Regions from separate parts of the Homo sapiens genome. Here region 2 is linked to region 1. Evidence: chromatin loops called from intact Hi-C (ENCODE). Cell type or tissue: Calu3. All regions are shown on one strand. Each heading gives the region's core, and the rest is flanking DNA. Links, peaks and the distances in the headings are about the cores only.

Region 1 (6,044 bases), core at 1,332-3,831:
AATAATATAACAAATATTTTAAACTACATAAAATTAGCAAAATGGTTATATTTGACATTGTATATTTTCTCAGGTGGCTATAAATCCATTTTATAAACTCAATTTTTTCTTCTTAAAATATAATGTGTGTGCATAGACACATAAATGTCAGGTATGGAGAAATATAGGAAAGTCCTCATAACTTAAAATTAAGGTACAAATTAATACATAATGGATGAGATTAGTCATCTATACAAGTGAGTGAGAGATCATCTGTGAATATGTCACTGAAGAACCATATTGTTCAATAGGGGTGTAGTTCAAGAAAGTACGATTGCCATATTTTATTTAAGGTAACTGCAGCCTAATCTTTTCATAAAGTAAAGAAAGATGAGGAAAATGTAAACATAAAGGCTACAATGTGTAAGAAAAAGTATAATGTCCAAAAAGTCTAAAAATGCCAGGCTCAAAACCTGTCCACATAAGCAAGACTCCAGATCTTGAGAATACAGTTACTTTATAACCTAGATTTGTACATATGTATATGAAATGTACAATTCATATGTACTACCTTATTAAAAAAGAGAGCTCTAATCTTTGTCTCATCATGGCACTCCTTTCATTTGCTTCATAGCACTTATCACAAGCCATAATATTTTTTGTTAAACTGTTCATTTTCTGTCCAGAATGCAGACTCTTTGAGAACATCTATCTGATTTGATCACTGTTGCATCCTGATTACATAGTGTCCAAAAAATATATTCTGAATTAATAAATTGAACAATTTACTTAATGAAAGTATCCCTCAGTTTACTCCTACTGTATGCATAGGTTAGAATAGTTAAGGTTAGAAGGATTAAATTAGATAATCTCAGTAAAGTTCTTACAACAGAGACTGGCACATACAAACATATTTTTCCCTTTTATTTGTTGCTATTAATCTTATTAGTGTTATTATTAAGAGAAAGAAGCCAGGGAAGGGCACTGAGAGGGAGGATGGAAAGAATAAAGGAAAGAAGGAGTATAGAAAGAAAGAAGGAAAAAAAGAAAGGAAGGAAAGAAAGAAGGAAAAGAAAAAGGAAGGAAAAAAGAAAAATGGAAGGAAAAAGGAAAGAGGAAAGAGGAGGAGGAAAAGAAAAAGGCAGGAAAAAAGAAAAATGGAAGGAAAAAGGAAAGAGGAAAGAGGAGGAGGAAGAGAAGGAAGGAGATGGGGAAAGAGGGAGGGAAGAAAGTATTGGACAGAAAAAAGTCACCGGATTTTGACATAAGCTGGATAAAACACTTGTCCAGGCCACAAACTCGTTCAAATTCTTAGATACCCTGACATCAGATTCTTTGGGTAACATTCCAATATTAACATATCAGAAAAAAAATACGTTCAATTTTACATTAATCAGTTGGCATTCTGGATTGAAAGATCGGACTCTGTTGCATCGAGTTACTGGACTCAGTCCCTCTGGAGATACCAAACTGCCATGGCACACAAACCAACCTGGGGTTCAGGGGCTCCGAGTACAAGCAGCAGGATTTGAAACAAGCTGAGACCGTGCGCGTGCTGCCATCTAACGGGCTCTGCTGTGTGCCCAGAGGCCGCCTTCACTCTCCTGGTTTTTCTACCTTGTGACTCCATATTTATATTTACCTAAATAAATGTGTGAGTACAAGCTGTATAATTGGAGATGAGTAGGAATATTAGTTAAAACAATTTCCCACTTGCATTAACAATAACGAAAATGCAATCAAGAGCATTCGTAAAAGACAGCCTTAAATAACTGGTTTCATGTTGCAAGAGCTTTTTATGATTGAGGTTGCAATAAGTTATAAAATAGGGAAAACCTTAACATTCTGCTTTAGCCTTTATTTTTTCAAAGAAAAATATTATTTCTTTGTATATACGTGAAAAATGTATACTAGTTTACTGTGGCGTAATTGCTATACCATTGATGAAAAAATAGTTTTATGAGAGATGAGAAATTGGCTGAGTAATTTACTTCTTAGATCGAATATAAGTCCATATAAAATTCATTCAGCTTGTTATTTCATTACACTTTGTCACTACTTCCCTCCCAATACCTTGCAAAAGAAAAAACCATGAAAAAAATTATGGACAAATTCTGTGTACCCAGGTATCAGGTGACAGTGGAAGACAAACTTCTTTTGAGGTAAACAGAATTACTTTTTCCCTTGCAAAGGCCATGGGATGGGTCCAATGTGATATGACGAACATCTATTCTTCTTGGGAAAACATTTATATTGTGAAGGTAAAATACAAATTACGTTCTGAGACAAATTTGTGGCTTTTTCTCAACTGACAGTAAAGACAATTAAGGTAATTTTCACCACTAGATGGAGATATTGCCATTTATAGGAGAGAGTAATGTCTGGGTTGTGTATTTTTTTTTTTTTTTTTTTTTTTTGCACTCAGAATCAGAGAGATTATATATGTCCTCTGTGACCCACTGCGTGCATTTACTATCACCCACCCTCCCTTCCAACACACACATACACATAATAGTGAGCTAGTTTGAAAGACACAGAGCAAAACTAAGACAACACGCCATCTCATGAGTTAATAATGGATTGGCCACAATGGAGCTACAAAATAAATTCAGAGTGAAATTTCCAGCTATGAGTCTGACATTGTAATTACGGGAGTTGAGTGCAGGTTTCTCTCGAAGCATCAAAGCATTTCACATGGCTAGGATAGAACCATAATCCGATCAGCTGCAACTGCCACAGCAACAGAAGGACCCTAAAAATAGGACCCCTATGGTAATCTGTCTGGATTACTAAATTCAGTGACGGCTTGGCAACAAATCAGGGAAATGTTTGCGGAAAAGGATTTAAATATATCATGAAGTTCTATCTGCATTATGGAGAAATCCATAAGGCCCCCAATTCCAAGCTACTGCTTCAGGGCTGCTTCCAAACAACCCAGCTCATTTTGTCAAAACATCACCTTTCTGTCATGCCTTTTGCAATTTAATCATCTTAAATCCATTAGTGGGGGCAGGGGAAAAAAAGAGATTTCAAAGAAGGCCTACCTACACCATTCTCTGGTACCTAAGTTTTACGCCACGGAGTCTTTATAAATATAATTTTAATTTATTAATGGTGATAGAGAAATTAATTGGGGACAATATGGATTCTTATAAAAATATTATTTAAATAGGTAAGGGTAAGATTTTTTTAACTATGCAAAGATGCCTGTGACATATTCATAGGTAAATAAACAGAAGGTAGCTAAATATCTGGGGTGTGTGCTCAGTTTTACTAACTAAAGAGAAAGATATTTTTGTTGACTATGGACTGATTCAGAATCTAGAATAAAGCAAAGATACAGGTACTCTGGTGTACATATTTCTCAGCATTTATGGTTAATTATTTTATGGGCTCTCATTGAAGTTTTCTAACATGTCAGGGAGTTGCACACAACTTCTCAGCCCTACATTCCCTTTTCAGGTCTAGAAAAGCTCCCCAAGGTTACCTTTGCCCAGGCCTCTCATATTCAGAATGTTTCTATTTTCTTTCCACAGTTGCCACAGATCACACTCTCCCCATTTCCTCAGGATCCTATCTTTTTCTCTCCCAAGATGCTGCAGCTTTCCTATCCCCTCATTCTGGATACCCCCAAAACAATCCTATAGAACAATCTTTTTTGAGTCTTTCACTGAAAAGCACTTAAAAGGATTCAGGAAGTTAATAAATAGCAAATATAGGAAAGCTACAGAACGTGCAGGCAAGATTTCTCTTCTAAATCCTCTATCTGCCCCTAGAGTTTCTTGTATTCAAAGTCTATAACCCTGAAAAATCTTAATCTTTCTTTTAATTGCTATACTATTTCCTAAGACATCAAGTTGTGTATGCCAATGTTAATTTCACATGGGATGATATTCTTTGCAAATTGATAAAATACCTGGAACTTTGAACTCTGACTCAAGTTAGCACTCCTTTTGTTTTTAATACATGTATCTATTTTGAGTCTTATTATTTTTTGTGGGGTATTTTGGGGAGAGGTGGGAGATTTCCTTTACTAATCAGAGTCAGATGTTCTGCAACTATTATTACTTTTGCTTTAGCAAGCTCATCTACTTTCAGAATCTTCTCAATACTGGAAATTTTGATACCAACCAATAAAAGCAGACTCATCATCCATACGAAATTATGCATGTGTGAAATAGGATAATGAAAGATTGTCAAGAAGCACAAATTATAACCAACGTGTAGCAAATTTTCATAACCCCGTGATTTTAATATATAAGCAAGATATCTATAGCCTTTGACATCATTGTGCATAATATTAAAGAAAACTGATAACTTTGTACAGCCTAAAAAATGTACCTTGCCTTTTGTTGGTGTATGTTGATCAGAAAATGAAAACTATGCATTTTAGTGTGTTTTCTCTTTCCCCTTTACTGTGAAAATGCTTAGATTCAGAATCACTGACCAATTGAACTACTGTGCTCTTTTTGATACCTGGGAATATCTAAATATTCTGCTGCATTCATAACAGAAAGCATGCCACCCAAAACTTAGTGGCTTAAAAGGTTCATTTTTAGTTCACAATTCTGTGGTTTGGAAATTTGGCAATATTCAGTCAGCAGTTCCTCCCCTTGTCTGACCTTGATTCCCTCATGCAGCTGCAATCAGCTAGTAGGACAATTGGGGCTGTGGTCCCAGACGGCTTCACTTACATGTCTAATGGTTGGCTGAGATGATAAGAAATATCAAGCCATGTGTCTACAAACACCTAGTAGACAAGCCTTGTCAAGTGGCAGCTGGGTTTCAAAATCAACAAGAAAAGGCAAACCCCAATGTGAAAACCTTTTTCAAGTCTTTGCTTATGTCACATTTGCTAATGTCCCATTGGCCAAAGTAAATCACAAAACCAGCCTGGAATCAATGGGTAGGGTAATAGAGTATTCTTCCTCTTGAATGGGAAGAGCTACAAGGGATTGCAACCTATCATCTCTGCCTTATTATTATTTTAATTTTGTTTTACTTTTTTCTTACATTTATTTCAACTTCTTTTTTTTTGGGTCACTGTGACACACATAACTAGGAAGTACATAACATATATTTACAGATTAATTCATAGTTATAAAGTGAATGCCTGCAGTAACACCACCCAGATGAAGAAGTAATCAGGTTAATAATAATCCTGTTATAACCCCATCCCTTCCATGCAAAGGAATCTATCATCTTGACTTTTATAGTAAGCCATTCTTTGTTTTTCTGTATGGTTTTACTATGTATATAAGCAATACATTTTTGTTTCACCTGTTATTGTATCTTTTTTGAATGGAGTAATACTATATGTATCATTTTGTGTCTTACTTCATTTATCCAATATGATTAATCATGTTGCATACAGCTATGGCTCTTTCACCTTTTCTAAAATATAATTTTTATACACATTATATTTCTGATAAACATGTAGGTTGCTTTAGTATTTTTATTATTATGAACTATGTTGCTACAAGTTTATAAAACCTTGCTGAGAGATATTTTAAAACTTCAGTAAATGGAGCAATACATCATGTTCATCACTGAAAGACTTATTTTAAAAATGTCAATTCTTTCAGATCATTCATAAATTCAATACAATCTCAGGAGTACTTCTCATTCCCTCATCCCCCAGACTTGCCTAAACACATCTGCCAAATTAATCTGCCTAAAATACTGTCTTTCTCTTGTTATTCTCTGCTGAAAACCTATAGTGACTTCCTAGTCTCTAGAGCTCTGCTATTTAATACTGATACTACTAGCGTCACGTGGCTACTTAAATTTAAATTTTAATTAATTAAAATTAAATGAAATTAAAATTCACTTTCTCACTTGTACTACTCATTCAAGCGTTCCATAGCTGTGTGTGTCTACAATGTTGAACAGTTCAGATATAAAGCCTTTCCCGTATCACAGAAAGTTCTACTGGGCAGCATAACGTGCCAGAGAATAACGTCAATTTCAACATGGCAATCAAGAAGTTCACAGTCTAGAATGTAATGCTTAGGCCAATCTATTCAAAATCCCTCTAAAAGACTGTGAACTGTGATCATTCCTGC
Region 2 (4,203 bases), core at 1-2,500, 1.2 Mb after region 1:
CTACTAGTTTTGCTGAGAGTGAGATTATAATCAAATGTTACATAGCAATAGTCAAATGTTACAGCACACCATGCCTTTCATCACTGTAGCCTATCCAAGTGTTTGTCCCGAGGTGAATCTGCCTTTTACTATTGAAAAATTGATGCCGGAGACAGTTACACATCTTGCCTGAGGCCATGCAAAGCCAACAGTAGAAATACGAAGTTAATCATGGAATCAAGTATCCCTTTTTCCCTTGTGTTTACTCTTAGATATCTCTACTCCAAAAACTTATATTTTTAAGAAAAAAATTTTTATTTAGTGCACATTTTCTAGTAAGTCCATTATTTGGTTGTAAACTTCTTGAGGGAAGGAGCAATTCTATTGATTCTTGGTATTTAGCAATGTACATCCAATGGAAATTTGTTATAATTACATAATTAATTATATGTCTTCCTTTCCTTATTTCAGAAAGTATTTAGAGGAGCTTTCCGGAGCATGTAAACTTAGGATATAAGCATATAAACTTAGGATATGCTCTTTCCAGAGCATATAAACATATACAATATAACAAATTAAAAGTGAAAGTGAAATATAATGTAAAATATTGTGTGAGATGTAGAAGCAAGATGAAAGGTAAAGCCTGGGGATGCGGCTAAAATGTGTTTACAATCTTGCAAAATGTTATACCGGCTACAAATGGCTCCCATATTTACTTCTAAACTTACTAATAGCAAGTAAGAAAAGGGGAATTAGATCAGTTATCCCATTCACAGAAACTGACTACTCAAAAAACCACCTACTGCCTAAGAGAAGGAATCTTCTTGATACAACAAGCAGATACATACCCTCCAATCTACTGTTACATATGTGTTAAGTAACTTGTAGTGATTGATTTTGTTTTGGTTTAGTTTGGCTGGTTGGTTGGTTGGTTTCCTACACATTTCTCTGCCTCTAGGAACTTGGCAACTTACTAATACATTTACTAGCTAGTAATACCCTAAGCTAAACAATGTCTCTTATTCATAAATTTGTTTAACAATATCAAATCATGTCCCTTGATGGCTGGTGAAATGCTAAAAATTGGCAGAGTGCCGTGATTACAGTCATTCCTAGGATTTGATCAATAAGAAACATTCTGATCTCTGTATTGTCTACCCATTTCTCTCTTGACCCATATAGGTTCTTAATCTTCTAGCCTTTCCTACAAAATCTGTTTCTGGAATTCCCCTGACACAGGTAGGCAGCAGCCAAGAGAGAAGGCAGTAGTGCCACCTGGTGCTCAAAGAGATCAGAGCTTGTACATACCTACTCTCCCACTTTCTGCTCCTCCCACCACTTCTAATAAGATTGCCTATAAACAGTACCCACCCCCTTCTTGGGCCTTCCACACTTAGCCCTCAGTATGCATTCTGCAATGCCTTCTCCCATTCATTCTCCCTCCCAGGCTGCCTTCGATGCTCATTTTATCAGTTTTCACTTGTAAACACATTGAATGGTGGGAGGAGAGTCACATGATGTGAGTAACCCCACAATCCTGGCTGGTACCAACTCCAGTGTTAAAATATAGATGTACCAAAGTAAAAATATTTATTGCATTTTTGGGCATTGAACATTGAAAGGATTCCAAATATCGAGGACCAGGGAGGAAATAAGCACAGATGCCGCCATTTGGTGGGTTGTTGTTGTTGTACATTTCAGAGACAAAATACAGTAAATGTTTTACAGACATAGTTGCATTACTATGCGTCCCCTGACATACTGTGCTTGTCACTTTATTATTTAGCATTTATGCGGTATTTTATCTGTCCTATATTATCTTTCACAAGCCTATCAAATAGACTATTTTTATTCCTATGCAGAACCTTGTCACAAATGACCAGACATGTTAAATTTCCCTCTCATCATACTGAAAGTTCCCAGTGAAAGCTGAAGGAAATTTCAATGCCTTGTCCTTTGCCTTCTATCAACTGATTCATGAAATGACCACTAAAGTCCTAATAATGTATGAGGAAAGGAAATAGATATAAAAATATAGGTCTGTATTCATGGAGCTTTCTACTCTGATGGCCTGGGGATTCCTGAGCATCAAACGAAAATTTGTATCACAATGTGAGTGTCCTAGCTAGGTTAATAGACTAGAATTAAGTTATGCACCATAGAGTATAATCATTTGTTGTGTTTGTACTAAACTCCTGAGTATGGCACAAGAGAGAGGGAGAGAAAACAGAAAGAAACAGTTTAAATGTGCAGCTAATTCCCCACACTGTTCCTTTCAGTGAGCATACACCCTACCGCATGCGTGTGACAGAAGATGGCGGTCAGTGGTTCTCAGCCTTAGCTCCTCATGCATGTACCTCTCAGTGTGGAGCACTGAGTACGTGTCTAGTTTTAAAGACACTATGTGTCTTTATTATATATAACCACGAAACATAAACTACACATAATCCAACTGCTTTACGTGTGCTTAATTCATGAAAGCGCAAACTGGTCCCAATATCTGAGGGAAGCATGCTCTATGTAGGACTCACGGAGCAATAGTATGTCAGTCTCAATGTGGCATCAATGTAGACTTAACATGTTCTATTTGATGGGCTATTTAAGGTATTTTCAAGGGTGATATAACTATTTGTGATTTCCACTTTATGCCTTAATTTCAGACCCTGACACCCAAGGAGATGTAACTCAAATGTTAAAGTTGATCTGGGGGAAGGAGGAAGGAGTGTGACTTCTTGCTTACATGTGTCAGGGAAGGTCTGACAAAGGAGATGGCCTTTAAGTTGAGTCTTAAAGAATGACTGGGATTTGTCTAGGCTAGTTGGGAGGACAGAGTACTCCAAGCAGAGGAAACAGCAATCTGCAGAGGCAGAACTCTCTAAGTGATGGCATTTTCTAAGTATTCTAAATAATTTGATATGGTCAAAGGTTAAGGTACATGAGATGCTGAAACTCTATTTTTTATTTATTGGGACATCAAAGATAATTGTTAAACAGAAAAGTAGCATGATAACTGTGTCCCAAAAAGGGGCCGTCTGATGTCTGTGTAAAGACAGCATTTGAAGTGACCAAAGAAGGAGCAGAGATAAGTTTGGAAATTATTGCCTAGGTTCATGTGAGAAACAATAACAGATTAAACTAAGACACTGGCAACAGCAGGGAGTGGAATGTACAGTTTTTAAAGAATATTGGAGTCAGAAATGACAGAATTTGGTGACAGATTGGATGCAGGAGATGGCATTTTTCCAAATTCAAAGATATCTAAAAAGTTGATTTAGTCAAGCCATGAAGAAGTAAAGCAGCTACATATTTATAAATTTGCTCCAACTCATGAGAGGGGTGTGGGAGTTAGAAATGTACCCAAAAGCAAATCACCAATTAAGGATCCTAGGGAGAATAACCTTCATTGATTTTACAGAGAACCTTTCCCAGAAACAGCCATACCAAAATTGCTTCTCCATTAATTATAAAACAATAATTCTTAAAAGCCTTGCCTATGATATCAGTCAAGGTCCAAAATACAAAATTATATATGAGAAACCATACCATATTTTGGAATTTAATGTATGGAAAAACGGTCTCTACTAAGAAAATTGTCTTAATAAAAGACTGCATAAAAGATATATCTCTCTTTTTTCCTAGGCTTACTAGGAAGCTCAAAATTAAATTTAAAATCAGTCTTAGGGCCATGTGTGGTGGCTCGCACCCGTAATCCCAGCAGTTTGGCAGGCCAAAGCAGGAGGATCGTTTGAGCCCAGGAGTTTGAGACCGGCCCTAGCAATATAGCGAGACCCTGTCTCTGAAAAAAATTTTAAAAACTAGCTGGGCCTGGTGGTATGCACCTGTAGTCCTGGCTATTCAGAAGGCTCAGGTGGGAGGATCATGAGCCAAGGGGCCAAGGTTGCAATGAGCTATGATTGTGCCATTGTACAATCTGCCCAGGCAACAGAGCAAGACCCTGTCTCTAAATAAATAAATAGATAATAAAATCAGTCTTGATGAGATGGTTAATTATATGTGTCAATTTGATTAGGCCATGGTAGCCAGATACTGGATCAAACATTATTCTAGACGTTTCTGTGAAGATTTTTTTAGGTGCAGTGAACATTTAAAGCAGTAAACTTTGAATAAATAAAACAAATGAAACAAATTATTCTCCACAATGTGGGTTGGCTTCATCCAATCAGTGAAATACCTTAATATAAAAAGACTGATCTTTCTCAAGAA

What was found. Peaks named below come from ENCODE experiments on the same cell type or tissue, not always from the same donor. Only the 100,000 strongest peaks of a DNase experiment are listed, where the experiment ranks them.
Region 2: a loop joins it to region 1, with 7 times the contacts of the local background. A loop is called at or near these places in 9 of 110 quality-filtered maps.

The regions. Positions count from the first base shown.
Region 1 is chr9:73,198,556-73,204,599 of GRCh38, forward strand. No RefSeq gene overlaps it. Among named protein-coding and RNA genes, the nearest start is that of ANXA1, 50 kb to the left of the region's middle. In Calu3, for the core only: a CTCF peak has its summit at 2,297 (motif pointing right); a DNase peak (open chromatin) is centred at 1,536.
Region 2 is chr9:74,378,651-74,382,853 of GRCh38, forward strand. All of the region lies in intron 2 of LOC101927358 (a long non-coding RNA gene), which reads left to right. Among named protein-coding and RNA genes, the nearest start is that of RORB, 120 kb to the right of the region's middle. In Calu3, for the core only: no CTCF peak of the experiment used is centred there; a DNase peak (open chromatin) is centred at 1,241.